Linked DNA regions of Homo sapiens: region 2 is linked to region 1. Evidence: chromatin loops called from intact Hi-C (ENCODE). Cell type or tissue: GM12878. All regions are shown on one strand. Region 1 overlaps ADGRD1 (adhesion G protein-coupled receptor D1). Region 2 overlaps LOC105370080 (a long non-coding RNA gene).

Region 1 (8,000 bases):
GTGTTGGTTGTGATGGGATTCTGAGCTCAGGTGGGGTGTTTGACTGTGTTGGTTGTGATGGGATTCTGAGCTCAGGTGGGGTGTTGATTGTGTTGGTTGTGATGGGATTCTGAGCTCAGGTGGGGTGTTGGTTGGGTTGGTTGTGATGGGACCCTGAGCTCAGGTGGGGTGTTGGTTGGGTTGGTTGTGATGGGACCCTGAGCTCAGGTGGGGTGTTGGTTGATGGGAACTCTGCACTCACTCAAGTTGCTCGAGATCCTCTCCAGCATCTCCAGGCATCCCTCTCATGGGTCCCAGGCTTCACGGTTTCTCCATCCCCTGAATCACTGGAACACTGCATGGCTGAGTTTCTATTCCACCTGACCCCAAGGACACTGCTCCGTCATTCACAGGAAATGGGTTTCATATTATTTCCTTTTAATTTATAATTGTTTAAAACTAAAATTTAAAGAATCTGATTTATGAAATGGCAACACAAAATTTACAGGAAAAGCTTAAGAATCTATGCATAAATGTGTCTGCCTATGTATGTTTTTGCATTCCCTGGTTTCCACCCTCCCTCCAAACAGGCAACCCGTGATGCTGGTTTCATGGGTATCCTGGGGTTTTGTGCAGATAGGGGGACTGTAACTACATACCCACCCCATGGCGGCCTTCAGTGTATGTGGGGTGTGGCTTCTTCGCCAAGGAAGAGCTGCCTGAGTCTGTCTCAGACCCACAAAGTGTTCCATAGAGTGGGTGTGGGCAGCAGCCCTGCCCTGCTGTCTGGGTGTGGACGGCAGCCCCACCCTGCTGTCTGGGTGTGAGTGACAGGCCGGCCCTGCTGTCTGGGTGTGAGTGACAGCCCCGCCCTGCTGTCTGGGTGTGAGTGACAGGCCGGCCCTCCTGTCTGGGTGTGAGTGGCAGCCCCGCCCTGCTGTCTGGTGTGAGTGACAGGCCCGCCCTGCTGTCTGGTGTGAGTGACAGGCCGGCCCTGCTGTCTGGGTGTGAGTGACAGCCCCGCCCTGCTGTCTGGGTGTGAGTGACAGGCCGGCCCTGCTGTCTGGGTGTGAGTGACAGGCCCGCCCTGCTGTCTGAGTGTGAGTGACAGGCCCGCCCTGCTGTCTGGTGTGAGTGACAGCCCCGCCCTGCTGTCTGGGTGTGAGTGACAGGCCCGCCCTGCTGTCTGGGTGTGAGTGACAGGCCGGCCCTCCTGTCTGGGTGTGAGTGGCAGCCCCGCCCTGCTGTCTGGGTGTGAGTGACAGGCCTGCCCTCCTGTCTGGGTGTGAGTGACAGGCTGGCCCTCCTGTCTGGGTGTGAGTGACAGGCCCGCCCTGCTGTCTGGGTGTGAGTGACAGGCCCGCCCTGCTGTCTGGGTGTGACAGGCCCGCCCTGCTGTCTGGGTGTGAGTGACAGCCCCGCCCTGCTGTCTGGGTGTGAGTGACAGCCCCGCCCTGCTGTCTCGGTGTGGACGTTCAGGTTGTTTCCAATCTTGTTACAGATGAGGCCCCCGCCTGTGTCAGTGGGTGAGGTACCCGGAATAGAAATCCCTCAAGGGAAAGGGGCAGGAGTTGCAGAATGGCAGAGTCAGGACCTGGGGAAATCTCCACTCCCAAAACAAGGAAAGAACTGGAAGAATTGTTTTGAAAAAATAGTCGGAATTCTAGAAACAAAGGCATGCACACTAAAAGCATTTATTCAAGAAAAACTTCTGAATCTCAGTAAGAGCAGGCAGGGTCTGTGGCAGTTTGACTTGGGGCACCTTCCATCTCCACCTCCCTCTCTGTGTGATGCTGTAGCCACCACTGGAGGCACGAAAGTGCTTCCCAGGCAGATGGCCAAGGCCAGCCTGCCCCGAGGGCATGGGCCGCACTCACACATCAGTGACCATCAGCCATCTGCAATTGAAATCCCCACTCGAAGTAATAACTGCACATTAGTCACGCGTTTGTCACTGTCCTAGTTGAATCATCACTGCATTTGAAAACCACTGACCTGTCATCCACGCTGCTCCCGCTTGCTGCTCCTAGTTGAGTGTGGCTTTCTTCTCGTCGTTACACAGTGAGGTTGGCTGGGGGGCATCAGCGTTTCTGGACATGCTCTTTGTGCAGACACCATGCTGGGTGGCTAATGTGTTGACTTCTTTTCCCTTCCCTGGCCTTTGGACACTTCTGTTATTAGCCTCACTTTACAGATGGGAAAATAAGGGCAACTAAGGTGCATCCGACTGTCAGCTGAGCTGGGCGTGAGCTGAGCTTCCAGGTGTTGAGGTGGTCAGTGAAGACAGGAGCCGAGGAGGGAACAGTTGGGGTGCTCACTGCCACAATAGTGTCCTAAGGGGCTAGGCAGGAGGGGGCGGCCCCACCACGCACCACTCTCTCCCAAAGAACAGCACCAGGAGGGTCTGAAGCCTCCGTGCAGACAGGGCCGGTCTCCTGCTGAGAGAGCCCTGGGCGGAGGGCTCCTGCTGATTCATGGGCTCGGGAGCTGCGCGAGGAGGAAGGGGAAGGGCTCACAGTGGAAAAGTCCTGGGCACAGAAGGTGGCTTCAAGGCCCCTAGGGTGAGGCGGGCTCAGCAGTTGCTTCAGAAAGGCCTGGCGCGGGCACCTAGGCGAGGGGTGCAGGTGTGCGGAACAGCGATGCTGGCCCATCCCGTGCGGGGGAAGAGCGAGGCCGGCCCATCCCGTGCGGGGGGAGAGCGAAGCTGGCCATCCCGTGCGGGGCCCCAGTGGCTGCCCTCCGACTGCAGCTCCCTTCAGAGACTGCCAGGCTCTGGCCGCGCCCAGGCTGGCGTGGGGACAGCAGCTGCCCTGTGAGGCCGGCGAGGTAGAGCCCTGTTCATTGCCTGAAAGTTCGAGCCTGAGAGTTCACACAGAGGACTTTATCCTGGAACTGGACTCCTTGCTGACTCTGTACACGGCCTCAGAATTTTTCAGACACAAGGGAGAAGGCTAACCCTCACCCTAACCCCGCAGCCAGAGGACACTAGGGGGTTCTTCCCCATGCTGTGCCTGCCTCGCCAGCCTCCTACTGAGGGAGCTGCCCAGGTGAGGGGCAGGTTGTGCTGAAGCCTCTGCCGGGGCCCCTCAGTGCCCCGCCCAGCCCCATAGGTCCCAACAGGAGCCTTCCAGCAGTTTCCCAGCAAGGAGGGGTGCTGGCAGGAGATGATGCCCCTCTGCCGCAGCTTCTGTGGCTCGCACAGCCGCAGGCCTGGGCCGGGGCGGGAGATGAGAGCCAGCTCCTGTGCCGGGGCCTGGCACATTGAGCAGTCGTTTGCACAGTGGGCACTATCCTTCTCATCACCTGGGGCACTGAGGCTCCGAGGACCTGGGTGAGTTGCCCAGGGTCACACTAACGAAGCAAATGCTAAGATGAGGTCTGGCCCAGGCTCATGCCCTCATGCCCGGATGTGTTCCTGGGACTAGAACTCGTCTCTGCTGTCTTCTCAGTGCAGGTGCTCTCAGAGGCAAGCTTGCATGTTGTGTGTGTTGGTAAAAGCCCACGGAACAGGGTGAGATTTGTCCCAGTGATGCCCCTGTGTCCCAGGAGCCCTGGCTGGGCAGGGGTAGCCTGTGGTGAGGGCAGTGGCCAGGCGGACGCAGCTCTCCTGCAGGTGCAGCCCAGGCCCCCCTCACCTTCCTCCATGGTTTCTTGTGCAGGTCAACATTGGCATCCTCATCGCTGTGACCAGAGTCATCTCACAGATCAGCGCCGACAACTACAAGATCCATGGAGACCCCAGTGCCTTCAAGTAAGTTGACCTCAGGCTGCCAGCAGTGCCACGGCCCTTCTGCCCCCAGAGGATGCTTTGAGGTCACAGGAGAGATAGCCACTCCTGCCTCCTGTGGCCGGCACCAAAGTCCTCCACTTGCTCCGTGTCCCTGCCATCTCAGGGCAGCTCTGGTTTCACGCCCTCGCTTGGCTCTCGTGACCCAGGACAGGGCCTTTACCCAGCCCCAGAGCTCCCATGTGTAGAAGAACGGAGTCTACGGAGTTCTCCTAGGGATTTCTTCACCCCAGGGTGATGAGCAGCTGGGGGGCGGCAACGGGGAAGATTCTAGAGCCAGAAAGCCCCTGCCAGTCCCGCATCTGCCCTGGCCATCTGCTGGGCTCAGCGAGTTTAGCCCCTCAGCACCTCGCCTTCCTCACGTGCAGAACGGGATGATAACAGGTTCCCCCTCAGCTGGCACATCAGGGAAGGTGCAAGGGAGAGCAGTGTCCTGGTGTGCTCTGGGCTGCCCCGCCTGGAGAAGGGGCGGGGTCTCTGGGAGGGATTCCAGCCACACAACTCACTGCCATCGGGGGTGTCCTGACCTGCATCTCTTACGGCCCAGCCGATTGCAGGTGACAGAAATCCCAGCATGCACTGGCCTAAGCAGAAGGGGGACTCACTGACGCAGCTGACTGTGAAGTCCGGAGCTCAGAAGCCCTGGCGTTGCAGGAATTCTTTGGCAGTTGCAGCACCGGGCCCAGCTCGCCTTCGCATCCTTAGTGTTGGCTTCAGGCCGAGGTCGACTCTGCCCCCTGGTGGCCGAATGGCTGCGGCAGGGGTTCAGGCCCACGGGGGAGTCCCTGTCCCACCTGCTGAGACGGAGGCCTGCGCCTGGAGGACGATGGGGACTCAGGCTGGACCTGTGCCCTCCCTGAGCCAGACCCTGTAGAGGGGGATTCACTCATATGACCGTGTGACTGTTCAGTTAGCACCCCCAAACCACAGGGCTGAAAGCTGGGGAGGCTGTCCCTCGCAGGGAATTCAGGGGCTTTGTGAAAAGCAGGGCGTGGGTACCAGGCAGCTGACATTCTGTACTGTTACTTCAGCCACCGCGTATCTGTTCTGATGTGAAAGCAAAAGTGGCAAATATGTCAGCAGCGAATCTATGAGAGAATTAGTCTGTAATGAATTCCAAACACCATAAATTAACCTGACAAGAGGCTGCAGCCTCCTTGGGCTGTTCAGCTCCTGGAAACCTTCAAGGGTTGTGCCCCGTGCGAGAAGAGATGCTCGTGGGGTCAGAGATCACGTCCTTTCCTCTTCCATTGCTGAGACCAGGATGGTCTCCTGGACCTCTCATGGCCTGGCTGGGGAGGGACCTGTCCCTTCCTCACCCCAGCCCTCAGCTCCCCAGGCCCTCACCTCAGCGTTCAGGGTCAGCCAGTCTGTTGCCAGCTTGTCTCCAGCAAAAGCTCACAATCCCCTGTCTGAGCCCCATGAGGCCACTACTTCCACTGTCACCAGAACACCCCTGTGCACCTGCCCCGCACCTGTGCACCGCCTTCCATCTCTACCCCACTGCGCCCCATCCTCCCATCAGTGCCCACCCAGGAAGCAGCTTCTGTCCACTGCCTTTGCTTCTCCATGGAAATGTCCTCCAAGCGACAGGCTGGCACTGTGTCTGCAGCTCTTGTGAAGGCTCGAGGTAGCGTGCCCCGGGAGAGCATGCCCAGGTCTTTGCAGGGCACAGCTGAAGGCATTGCCCATCCTTCCCACCTGCGTCTGCACCTGGCAGCCCAGGGATGCGTCCCTTCCGGGGAGGTGCAGGCAGGCATCTCTGGGGACAGACCGCTCTGGGTCCCTCTCCATTGTGCAACCCAGCACATTTCCCAATGCCTTCAGCTCCTCTCCTTTGGGCGGCCAGGTCTGCCCCTCAGGGATGCTTCCTCACAATCTTCTTAGTGTGGATTGTGTAACACTTGACTCCCAGGGCTGAGGAAGCACAGCCAGGGAGCAGGCGCCAGGCAGGAAGAGGCAGTCACTGCATCGTGAGGAAGCTTCCCCAGCACCTTGCTATTCTTCATCCTCTGGTTTTATTCTAGTGATTTTCTTAGTGCCAAGCAGCCCAGTACTCAGTGAATAACAAGATAAGATTCTTCCTCAGGGGCCCTCCACAGGGTTGGCTTTCACTTCCCTGCCACCCCCCTACCCCAAGAAAAGTGGAGAATAGAATAAGTGAGGTCTGAGCAGGGGGAGAAGCCTGGCTTTCACTTTTTAAAAAAGTCTCTGTTTATTGATTGTGATTCCAGACTCCTGAAAAAGAAGCAGAGAATGGTCAGGTTTTACAAGTGGGACCCTGGGGGCGGGGGCGTGAGGGTGAGACCCCCACAGAAGTGCACCCACGAGCAGGTGGGCTGTGGGGCCTGGAGACTCAGGGCCTGAGCCCCCTAGGCCAGGGCCAACCTTGGGGGAGCAGAAGGGGGTCATAGATCAGAGAGGAAAGCACACCCCCTGCCTAGAGCCTCCTTCAGATCCAGGGACCCCTCTTCTTCTGCTTTTGACCAGGGACACTGACAGCTCTGGCCGTGTTGAGAGTCCGCAGAGCTTCAGCTCAGCGTCTTCCCCCAAGATCTTCTTCTATTGTTCATTTTAAGAAAAGTCAAACCATCACTTTAAAAGTAGCACATTTTGGTACTTATTTCTCAGTGATTGATCCTTTCAGATACGGTTTCCCGGGACCTAAAGATTGTAGCTGAATAATGCATGATATTGTTGTTTCCCAGAAACAGGTGTTTTATTTTTATTGCATTAGCATTATGAGAACAAGCTGGCTGCGGCTTCTCTGAGAGCTGAAGTGCTGGAACACTTCTGGGTTTTACAGGCACCGGTTGCCCGGAGCTGTCAGTGCCAGGCTCTTGGTCTCTTGACAAGGAAGCTCATTATGGCCGCATCTCACCTCCTCCGGGGAGGTGCCAGATCTGTGTGCAGCACTGCTGCATGGCCGTCCACTTGTTCATCATTCATTCATTCATTCATTCATTCAATGTTTATTTCCTGAGAGCCTCTGAGTCCTGGTGCTGGGATGCACTTTGGGGTTACAGAGACAAAAAGACCAAGCTCCAGCCTTTAAGGAACCCACAGTCTATGAGGGAGACAATCTCAGTCACTGGCCTGAGTGATGAGGGGTAAACCGAGGCATGTGACAGTGGCTGACCTGGGCAGCAGGAACTCCGCTAGTCTCTAGACTTTTCTCTAAAGCTCAAAGGCAGAAGGTCCCTGCTGTGGAAAGCCCAGCTGTTTCAGAAGTCAGGATGGACTGGGCTTGAGGTAGTTGGCCATGATTGACACAGCACATCAGGAATGGCTTTGAGGCAGGCAGCTGGTGTGCCCAGTCAGAGCAGGTGCTAACTGGCCCAGGTGGGGACGTCTGCATACCCTCTGGTTCTGCCCCTGATGAAACCCTGTATCACCTTAGCCATTACCAGGGGCTGTGGGGCCTCAGTTTCCTTATTATACAATGGGGTCAATATATAACCTGCCTCTCCTGTGTCAAGAGGGCCCATGGGCTCTAGGGAGATAAAAACGCATGCTGATGGGGCTGGTGTGTTCAGCGATGGGGCTCTGTCAGTTCACAGTGCAGTTCAGCAAGCCCTTGTTTAGCACGTCCTTTGAGCATGAGCAGGGCCATGAAGATGACCACTTGGCCCTGCCCTCTGAGAACTCACCGTCAGTGTCACAGGAGGGCTCGGGTGATCAGCGGGGGACACGCGGGCTGCAGCCCAGTGAGGCCTGGAGAAATCTTCCTGGCCATGGCCTCATTTCAGGCCCAGGCCTCATTGCACCCTTCCAAGCGTCTCACAGGAGGCCTGGGTTCTGGACGCTGCGGGGGATGCTCTGCTGCTTCAGTCCCCCGAATCTCTCCCCTCCGTCCTGGTTCCTCCTCATCTTTGCAAACAGCTCAAATGCAAGCCCTGGGCCTGGACAGATTCTCCCTATGGCCTAGGTGAGCCCTGGGTGCTACCTGAACTTTTCCAGAGCTCTCTCCCACCCACCAGCTGTAAGGGGATGGAGGTGTGGAAACACCGAGGCTCCTCCCAGGTAAATGCCTCAACCAGGGCTACCTGCAGGGAGGACCCCAGGTCTTGCTCCCGGCAGGGCGGTGCCTGCACCCATCTGGAAGCCTGGCGTCTCGAGGGCAGTCCTCACAGCCTGCACCTGCCCTCCTGCCACTCAGGGTGACTGTCACTGTTTCTCTCCAGGTTGACAGCCAAGGCAGTGGCCGTGCTGCTGCCCATCCTGGGTACCTCGT
Region 2 (8,000 bases), 370 kb before region 1:
CCCAGTGTTGGAGGTGGGGCCTGATGGGAGGTGTTGGATCATGGCAGTGGATTCCTCATGCATGGCTTGGCACTCTCTCCTTGGTGATGAGTTCCTGCTCTGAGATGACAACTCAGATAACTCCATGCTGTGGTGCTAGCACCTGAGAGACCCATGACCGAGAGATCTGCCCCCACATATAAATCCAGAGGGATGGGGCTGGCCTGCTGCTTCTCTTCAAGAACCAGTAGAGGCTGACGCTGCAGAGAGGGCAGCACCCCAGGGTCAAGGAAATCACCAACAGAGGGGACCAGCAGGGGTCACCTAAGACCCCAGAACAAGAGAAACCTTTCTTAATTTGCCACATCCAGTGAGTTCAATAGAAGCCTCCTGTTTCAGCCAGGGGTCCCCAGGGAAGCAGAGTAACAGGACATGCGTGGATATGGAAGTGGACATAAGCACGGGAATGGATGAATATGGATATGGATATTGATATAGAGAGAGGTATGGATATGGACATGAATATGGGTATAGATACAGATAGGAATATGGATCTAGATGGATATGGATACAGATATGGGTACAGATTTAGGCATAGATATGGATGTGGACATAGATATTGGTATAGATACAGATATGGATATGAATACAGATATAGATACAGATGTGGCTATGGAAATAAATTTGGATGTAGATATGAATATAGGTATGGAGGTACATATAGGTATAGACACAGATATGGCTATGAATATAGATACAGATATGGAAATGGATATGGGTATAGGTACAGAGGTGGCTATGGGTATAGATATAGACATGGACTTGGAAATGGATGTGGGTGTAGACATGATGAGGGTGTAGATATGGATGTGGCTGTAGATATGGATACAGATGTAGGCACGGATGTGGACGGAGGTATGGATGAGAGTGAGATATGGATGTGGGTGTAGATATGGATGTAGGTGTAGATATGGATGTGGGTGTAGATGTGGATGGGGGTGTAGATATGGATGTGGATGTGGGTGTAGGCGTGGATGTGGGTGTAGGCGTGGATGTGGGTGTAGGCGTGGATGTGGGTGTAGATATGGATGTGGGTGTAGATGTGGATGTGGGTGTAGGCATGGATGTGGGTGTAGATGTGGATGTGGGTGTAGATGTGGATGTGGGTGTAGATGTGGATGAGGGTGTAGATGTGGATATGGGGTAGATATGGATGTGGGTGTAGATATGGATGTGGGTGTAGATATGGATGTGTGTGTAGATATGAATTAGGGTGTAGATATGGATGTGGGTGTAGATATGGATGTGGGTGTAGTCATGGATGTGGGTGTAGATATGGATGAGGGTGTAGATATGGACGTGGGTGTAGATATGGATGGGGGTGTAGTCATGGACATGAGTATAGATATGGATGTGGGTGTAGATGTGGATGTGGGTGTAGGCATGGATGTGGGTGTAGATGTGGATGTGGGTGTAGATGTGGATGTGGGTGTAGATGTGGATGAGGGTGTAGATGTGGATATGGGGTAGATATGGATGTGGGTGTAGCTATGGATGTGGGTGTAGATGTGGATGTGGGTGTAGATGTGGATGAGGGTGTAGATGTGGATGTGGGGTAGATATGGATGTGGGTGTAGATATGGATGTGGACGTAGGCATGGATGTAGGTGTAGATATGGATGTGGGTGTAGATATGGATGTGGGTGTAGGCGTGGATGTGGGTGTAGATATGGATGTGGGTGTAGGCGTGGATGTGGGTGTAGATATGGATGAGGGTGTAGATATGGATGTGGGTATAGATGTGGATGTGGACATAGGCATGGATGTGGGTGTAGATATGGATGTGTGTGTAGATATGAATTAGGGTGTAGATATGGATGTGGGTGTAGATATGGATGTGGGTGTAGTCATGGACGTGGGTGTAGATATGGATGAGGGTGTAGATATGGACGTGGGTGTAGATATGGATGGGGGTGTAGTCATGGACGTGAGTATAGATATGGATGTGGGTGTAGATATGGATGTGGACGTAGGCACAGATGTGGATGTAGGCATGGATACAGACGTAGACATGTATGTACATGTAGGCATGGATGTGGATGGAGGCGTGGACATGGATGGAGGTATGGATATGGAGGTATTCATGGATATATGTATGGATATGGGTATATAAATGTAGATGTGGATCCAGATAGGAGATTTCTTTTTGCGATTGGCTCATGTGATTAGAAGCTGTCAAGTCTGAAATCTGCAGGACAGGCCAACGGGCTGGAAACCCAGGCTGAGGCTGAGGCTAAAGTCTTGGGGCAGAATGTCTCCTTCCTTCAGCTGACTGGGTGAGGCCCACTCACGCTGTGGAGGGCATTTGCCCTTACTAAAAGTCAGGTGACGGGGCACATCCACCATGTCCACAGAATACCTTCCCGGGAGCACTGAGATTCATGTGTGTTTACATAATTGGGTGCCATGGCCTAGCCAAGCTGACACCTAAAGCCAACCACCACAGCCCACACAACCACCACAGCCCACACAACCACCACAGCCCTGCCAACCACCACAGCCCACACAAGCACCACAGCCCTGCCAAGCGAGCCCAGCCCTGTCTCTTTACCCCTCTTCCCTGGTGCCAGCATTGCCTGCTGTGGGGAGCAAAACCACAACCAGCCTATGAAGGGCTGAGCAGGGCGCTGACAGAGGACCCTGGTCCGGCCCCTGCTAAAGCCTCAGCCCACAGCAGGGTGCAGCTTAGAGGGGAGTGAAGTGGAAAGCTACACTGAGAGCGCAGCTCATTGCCTGGGACTGCATGGGCAGAGGTTCCTCATCTAAAAATACTCACGAGCCACCCCCTTTCGGTGCAGGGAAGGGAAGTGGGTCCCACTGAAGGAGGCTGAAAGGGCAAGGGGAGATGTGGTTATCGCCGTGAAAGTCTCCTGGGTCCAACACACCCTCCCAGTTCACGCTCATTCCCTTTGGAGGGACTGAGTCACCTCCCCAGACACCCCAAAGATATGGGAATAAAGTGGTTATATCAGAAAAGGAGATCTCTCCAGCGACAGGGGTATCTCTCAGTGTGACTTCTTGGAGTCAAGGTTTTCTGGAAGCTGAGAGTGTGTCTGCCCCTCCAGGTCTGCCTCCACCCCAAGAGGACCTCGTGGACGTGGTGCCTCAGGCTCCACCATCCCCAGGAGAAGAGGTGGGTGTTTGTCATTTCCTGCTCCACCCCTGCAGGCCAGATCTGAGGGCGGCTGCACCTCCTGCTCCCTCGGCAGCCCCTCGTGTTCCTGTGTCCTCCCCTGTCCTCGGCCCTACTCTGTGGGCCTCCGGGGACCATTCCCTCTCTGGTCCCCACAGGCTTGGGCGAGGCGACCACTTCCCACTTTGCTGGTCCCAGGATGCATCCCATCCATGAGAGTCCCCTTAACCTTGACCTCTGGAAAGAGCCCCATCACTTTTCTCTCCATTCACCCATGTCAGGAATGTTGAATTCCTTTGCTAGCAACACGGAAAGCCTCGATCGGATCCTGTCGTCGCGCTGCCTAAAGCCCGGTGACAGCTTCCCATGGTGCTTAGAATAGAATGCGAAGCCCAACGGGCCCTGCCCAAGCTTCCACCTCCCTCCCAGCCTCCTCCCCTCACTGCACCACCAACAGCCACCACCTTTTGTCTCCTCTGATGTCCCATCAGTGCCATGCTTGGACTCGTTTTTGCTGTTTTTGGGACAGTGGTGCCATTCCCCTCCCGTGACTGACTCCTGCGTGCAGTCCCTAATCTGCCCATCACCGCCGGGGCACTGTCCACAGCATTCTGTTGATTTCCTCCACACTGTCTAACACAACCTGAAACAACCTCATCTGCCCACCACGTCTCATCTGTGCCTCCCTGCCTGGAACGGAGCTGCAGGAAGGCAGCGATGTTTGTCTGGAGGTGAGCACTGCGGTGGGCATTTGCCCCGCACGTGGTGGGTGACCATTGGGCGGGTGGGCACCCCCCGAGGCCTCAGAGCAGCAGACGCCCCTCCCTGAGCCTGGTTGGGCCTGCACCACAAGCAGCACCCAGGTCCCACAGGTCCCTCTCCACACACAGCTCAGTGCAGGCCGTGAGCAAGTGGTCGCATGCACACTGCTGACCACCTGCCTGGCATGGCGTCTGGTAAACAGCAGGTGGATATTGGTGTAGATGTGCCACCTCGAATTGCTAGATTGGGCAGAACCCCGCTAGAGCCCATCCAGTTGCAGACACAAACCCAGGGCCCAGCAGATGGTGCTGTCTGCTAGGACAAGGCTGGAGAGCAGTCGCTCCATCCAGTCACCGTTTCCCGCATCTGGACGCCTGCATCATCCCCTGGACAGCCATGCAGAACCCGCCCTGTGCAGGCATTGGAGGGCCGGGGACAGGAGGCTAACCCTCCATGGTGGGGTCCAGGCTACCCCGCACAGCATCCTGCAAGGCAAGTTCCGCACCGCGACCACAGGCGGCCACAGCCCCGCCACTGAGCACTCAGGGGCAGCCGCGGTGCAGGAGCAGAAGTTTCTGTCTCACTTTGTTTTTATTTCAGTGTCCACCCCCTGGTTGCAGGTTCCCTGTTCGCTGGTGCGGGTCTATGAGGAGGAAACACACAGAAACCAAAAGATGGAATCAGGCTGTCTCGGGCCACTTCCTTCCGCCACAGCTCTGCCTGGAGTGCCAGCCCCAGCACAGGTGAATACACAGAACCAGCGCCTCCCTCCTGGAGCTTTCCTGGGGAGACCAGTGAGGGTGAACAAGGAAGCGGATAGAGAACTCCCCGCAGCGTAAGTGCAGTGGGGACATTTGTGGCAGGGAGTGCCTGGGGAGGGTGGTCGGGGAAGGCTGCCCCAAGGAGTTATCATCTGAGCAAGACCCAAAATTGTAAGAAGTAGCACGCGGCGCTCCCAGGGAAGAGCATGCCAGGCTGGAGGCCCTGCGGAGGGGACAAGTTCAGCAGCTTGGAGGACCAGAGAGAAATCCAGGTGGGTACTGGCCAAGGTGGAGGTGTGAGAAGGAGGGCTGAGGACGGCTGGGGTCACACAGCACCAAGTTGTACCAGCCCAGGCACAGTTAACCATTCATTTTAAGAGCAAGTGAATCCCACATGCTTGACCCAAGGAATTGCTGGAAAGGTGCTGACGGATCCAAAGGATGTAGAGTTCAATGCCAAAGGGTGTGGCAGTCACCTCTCAGAGGCTCGGAGCAAGTGGCAGGGCAATCAACTCCCCTGCATTTCCATCCACAGTGCACTAAATGCCACTGAATCATCCGTCCACAGTGCACTAAATGCCACTGAATCGTCCACTCTGGAGTAGTTGATAAGATTGTTAACTTATGTTATGTGAGCTTCACCGTGAAATAAATGTGTGTGTCTTCATCCACAGCTCCTGCCTCCTAACTCACACAGCCCTGGTTATAGCCTTTTGTTATCACGTTGGGGCAGTTTAGGCCTCAGGAAGCTGAATCTCAAGACCCTAATCTGACTGTGGGTCAGAAGATCCTCATTCCAGGGTGGGTTCTGCCTCATCCCCTAGAGGAAGAAATGCTGCCGAGAAGCTGAGAAGAGTCTGGGCCAGGCGTGGTGGCTCATGCCTGTAATCCCAAGACTGGGAGCCCAAGGCGGGCAGATCACCTGAAGTCAGGAGTTCGAGGCCAGCCTGGCCAACACGGCAAAACCCCATCTGTACTAAAAATACAAAAATTAGTCGGGCATGGTGGCACGTGCCTGTAAAACCAGCTACTGGGGGTGCTGAGCCAGGAGAATTGCTTGAACCTGGAAGGCAGAGGTTGCAGTGAGCCGAGATCACACCACTACACTCCAGCCTGGGTGACAAAGTGAGGCTCCGTCTCAAAAAAAAAAAAAAGAAGAATCTGGACAGACAAGCCCTGCTGAGTTTACACCACGCCCTGTGTATCCAGTTGCATTTCTACATGGTTGTCAATCATTCCTGTCCAACGATGTCTCCATCAAAGGCCCAAGAGGACAGGGTTCAGGGACCTTTCAGAGAGCTGACCACGCAGAGGCTCCTGGAGGGGCTGCCCAGGGAGGGCATGGCAGCTCCACGCCCCTTCCCCGTACCTCGTCTGTGCATCTCTTCATGTATATTCTTTGCAATATCACTTATAATAAACCAGGAAACGTGTTTCCCTGACTCCCGTGAGCCACTCTAGCAAATTAATCAAACCCAAAGAGGGGGTTGTGGGAACCCCAACATCAAGAAGTTGGTCAGAAGGCCCAGACGTGCAGCTCATGTCTGGAGTAGGGGGGGAGGTCTTAGGACTGAGCCCTCTCCCTGTGTGATCAGACACCGTCTCCAGGTAGAGGGGTCAGAATAGAATCGGAGGATGCCCCTGTTGGTGTCCGCTACAGCAGTGTTGCTCACTCAGTGGTGGGGAGAAGCCCCAACTCTGCGTTTGCTCACAGGAGTCTTCTATGTTGATGATGTCGTGGTGTTGAAGTTGATGATGTCATGGTGTTCATGATGTCATGGTCTTGATGATGTGTTGATGATGCAGTGTTGATGATGTCCTTGTGTTGATGATGTCTTGGTATTAATGATGCCGTGTTGACGTCATGGTTTTGATGTTGTCATGGTGTTGATGTCACGGTGCTGATCTCATGGTGTTAATGATGCAGTGTTGATGATGTCCTTGTGTTGATGATGTCATGGTATTAATGATGCCATGTTGATGTCATGGTTTTGATGTTGTCATGGTGTTGATGATGTCACGGTGCTGGTCTCATGGTGTTAATGATGTAGTGTTGATGATGTCATGGGGTTGATGATGTTGTGTTCATGATGTCATGGTGCTGATGTGGTGTTGATGTTGATGTGTTGATATCATGGTGTTGATAATATCGTGGTTTTGACGATGTCATAGTGCTGATGATGGTGTCATGGGGTTGCTGAGGTCGTGGTGTGGATGATTTCCTGGTATTAATGATGCGGAGTTGATGAAGTCATGGTGTTGGTGTGGTGTTGATGTCGTGGTGTTAATGATGTCGTGCTGATGTCATGGTGTTAATGATGCGGTGTTAATCATGTGATGTTGATGGTGTCATGGTGATGTCATTGTGTTGATGACGTCATGGTGCTGATGTCGTGATGTTATTGATGTGGTGTTGATGATGTCACAGTGTTGATGATGTCATGGTGCTGATGTCATGGTGTTGGTGATGCAGTGTGGATGATGTCATGGGGTTGATGATGTCATGGATTTGATGATGTCGTGGTGCTGATGTCGTGGCGTTGATGTGGTGTTGATGTCATGGTGTTTATGTTGTGGAGTTCATGATGTCATGGAGTTGATGATGTTATTGTGTTGATACTGTCATGGTGTTCATGATGTGCTCATGGTGTCGTGGTGTTAATGATGTGGTATTGATGATGTGTTGTTGTGGTGTTGATGATGTCATGGTGTTGAAAGTGTCATGTGTTGATGATGTCACTGTGTTAATGTCATGGTGTTGATAGTGTCATGGTGTTACTGATGTGGTGTTGATGATGTCATGGTGTTGACAACGTCATGGTGTTGATGTGGTGTTCATGTCACTGTGTTGATGTCATGGAGTTGATAGTGTCATGGTGTTAATGATGTGGTGTTAATGATGCGGTGTTGATGATGTCATGGTGTTGATGATGTCATAGTGCTGATGATGTCATGGTGTTAATGATGCAGTGCTGATGATGTCATGCGTTGATCATGTCATGGTGATGTGGTGTTGATGATGTCGTGGTGATGTCATTGTGCTGATGTTGTGTTGATGTCGTGGAGTTAATGATGTGGTGTTAATGATGTCATGGTGTTGATGTCGTGGCATTGATGGTGTCATGGTGTTGATGACGTCATGATGTTAATGCAGTGTTGATATCATGGTGCTGATGATGTCATGGTGATGATGTCACGTTGGTGATGTCATGGTGTTAATGATGCAGTGTTGATGATGCCACGGTGTTAATGATGGTCTTGGTGTTGATGATGTAGTGTTGATGTCATGGTGTTAATGATGTGGT

What was found. A loop is a pair of places that touch in the nucleus more often than their neighbours do. Peaks named below come from ENCODE experiments on the same cell type or tissue, not always from the same donor. Only the 100,000 strongest peaks of a DNase experiment are listed, where the experiment ranks them.
Region 2: a loop joins it to region 1, with 6 times the contacts of the local background. A loop is called at or near these places in 12 of 110 quality-filtered maps.

What each region holds. Positions count from the first base shown.
Region 1 is chr12:131,128,087-131,136,086 of GRCh38, forward strand. ADGRD1 (adhesion G protein-coupled receptor D1) reads left to right here. Exons shown (of 25, transcript NM_198827.5): 21 at 3,639-3,730; 22 at 7,951-8,000. Among named protein-coding and RNA genes, the nearest start is that of LINC01257, 33 kb to the right of the region's middle. RefSeq lists an enhancer at 4,068-4,700. In GM12878, a CTCF peak has its summit at 4,516 (motif pointing left); a DNase peak (open chromatin) is centred at 4,509.
Region 2 is chr12:130,757,635-130,765,634 of GRCh38, forward strand. LOC105370080 (a long non-coding RNA gene) reads left to right here. Exons shown (of 5, transcript XR_002957439.2): 1 at 1-483; 2 at 3,105-3,172; 3 at 3,664-3,903; 4 at 4,555-4,769; 5 at 5,370-5,489. Among named protein-coding and RNA genes, the nearest start is that of RIMBP2, 45 kb to the left of the region's middle. RefSeq lists enhancers at 4,266-5,071, 4,316-4,465. In GM12878, a CTCF peak has its summit at 4,243 (motif pointing right); DNase peaks (open chromatin) are centred at 6,677, 7,177 and 7,417; H3K4me3 peaks cover 296 bases.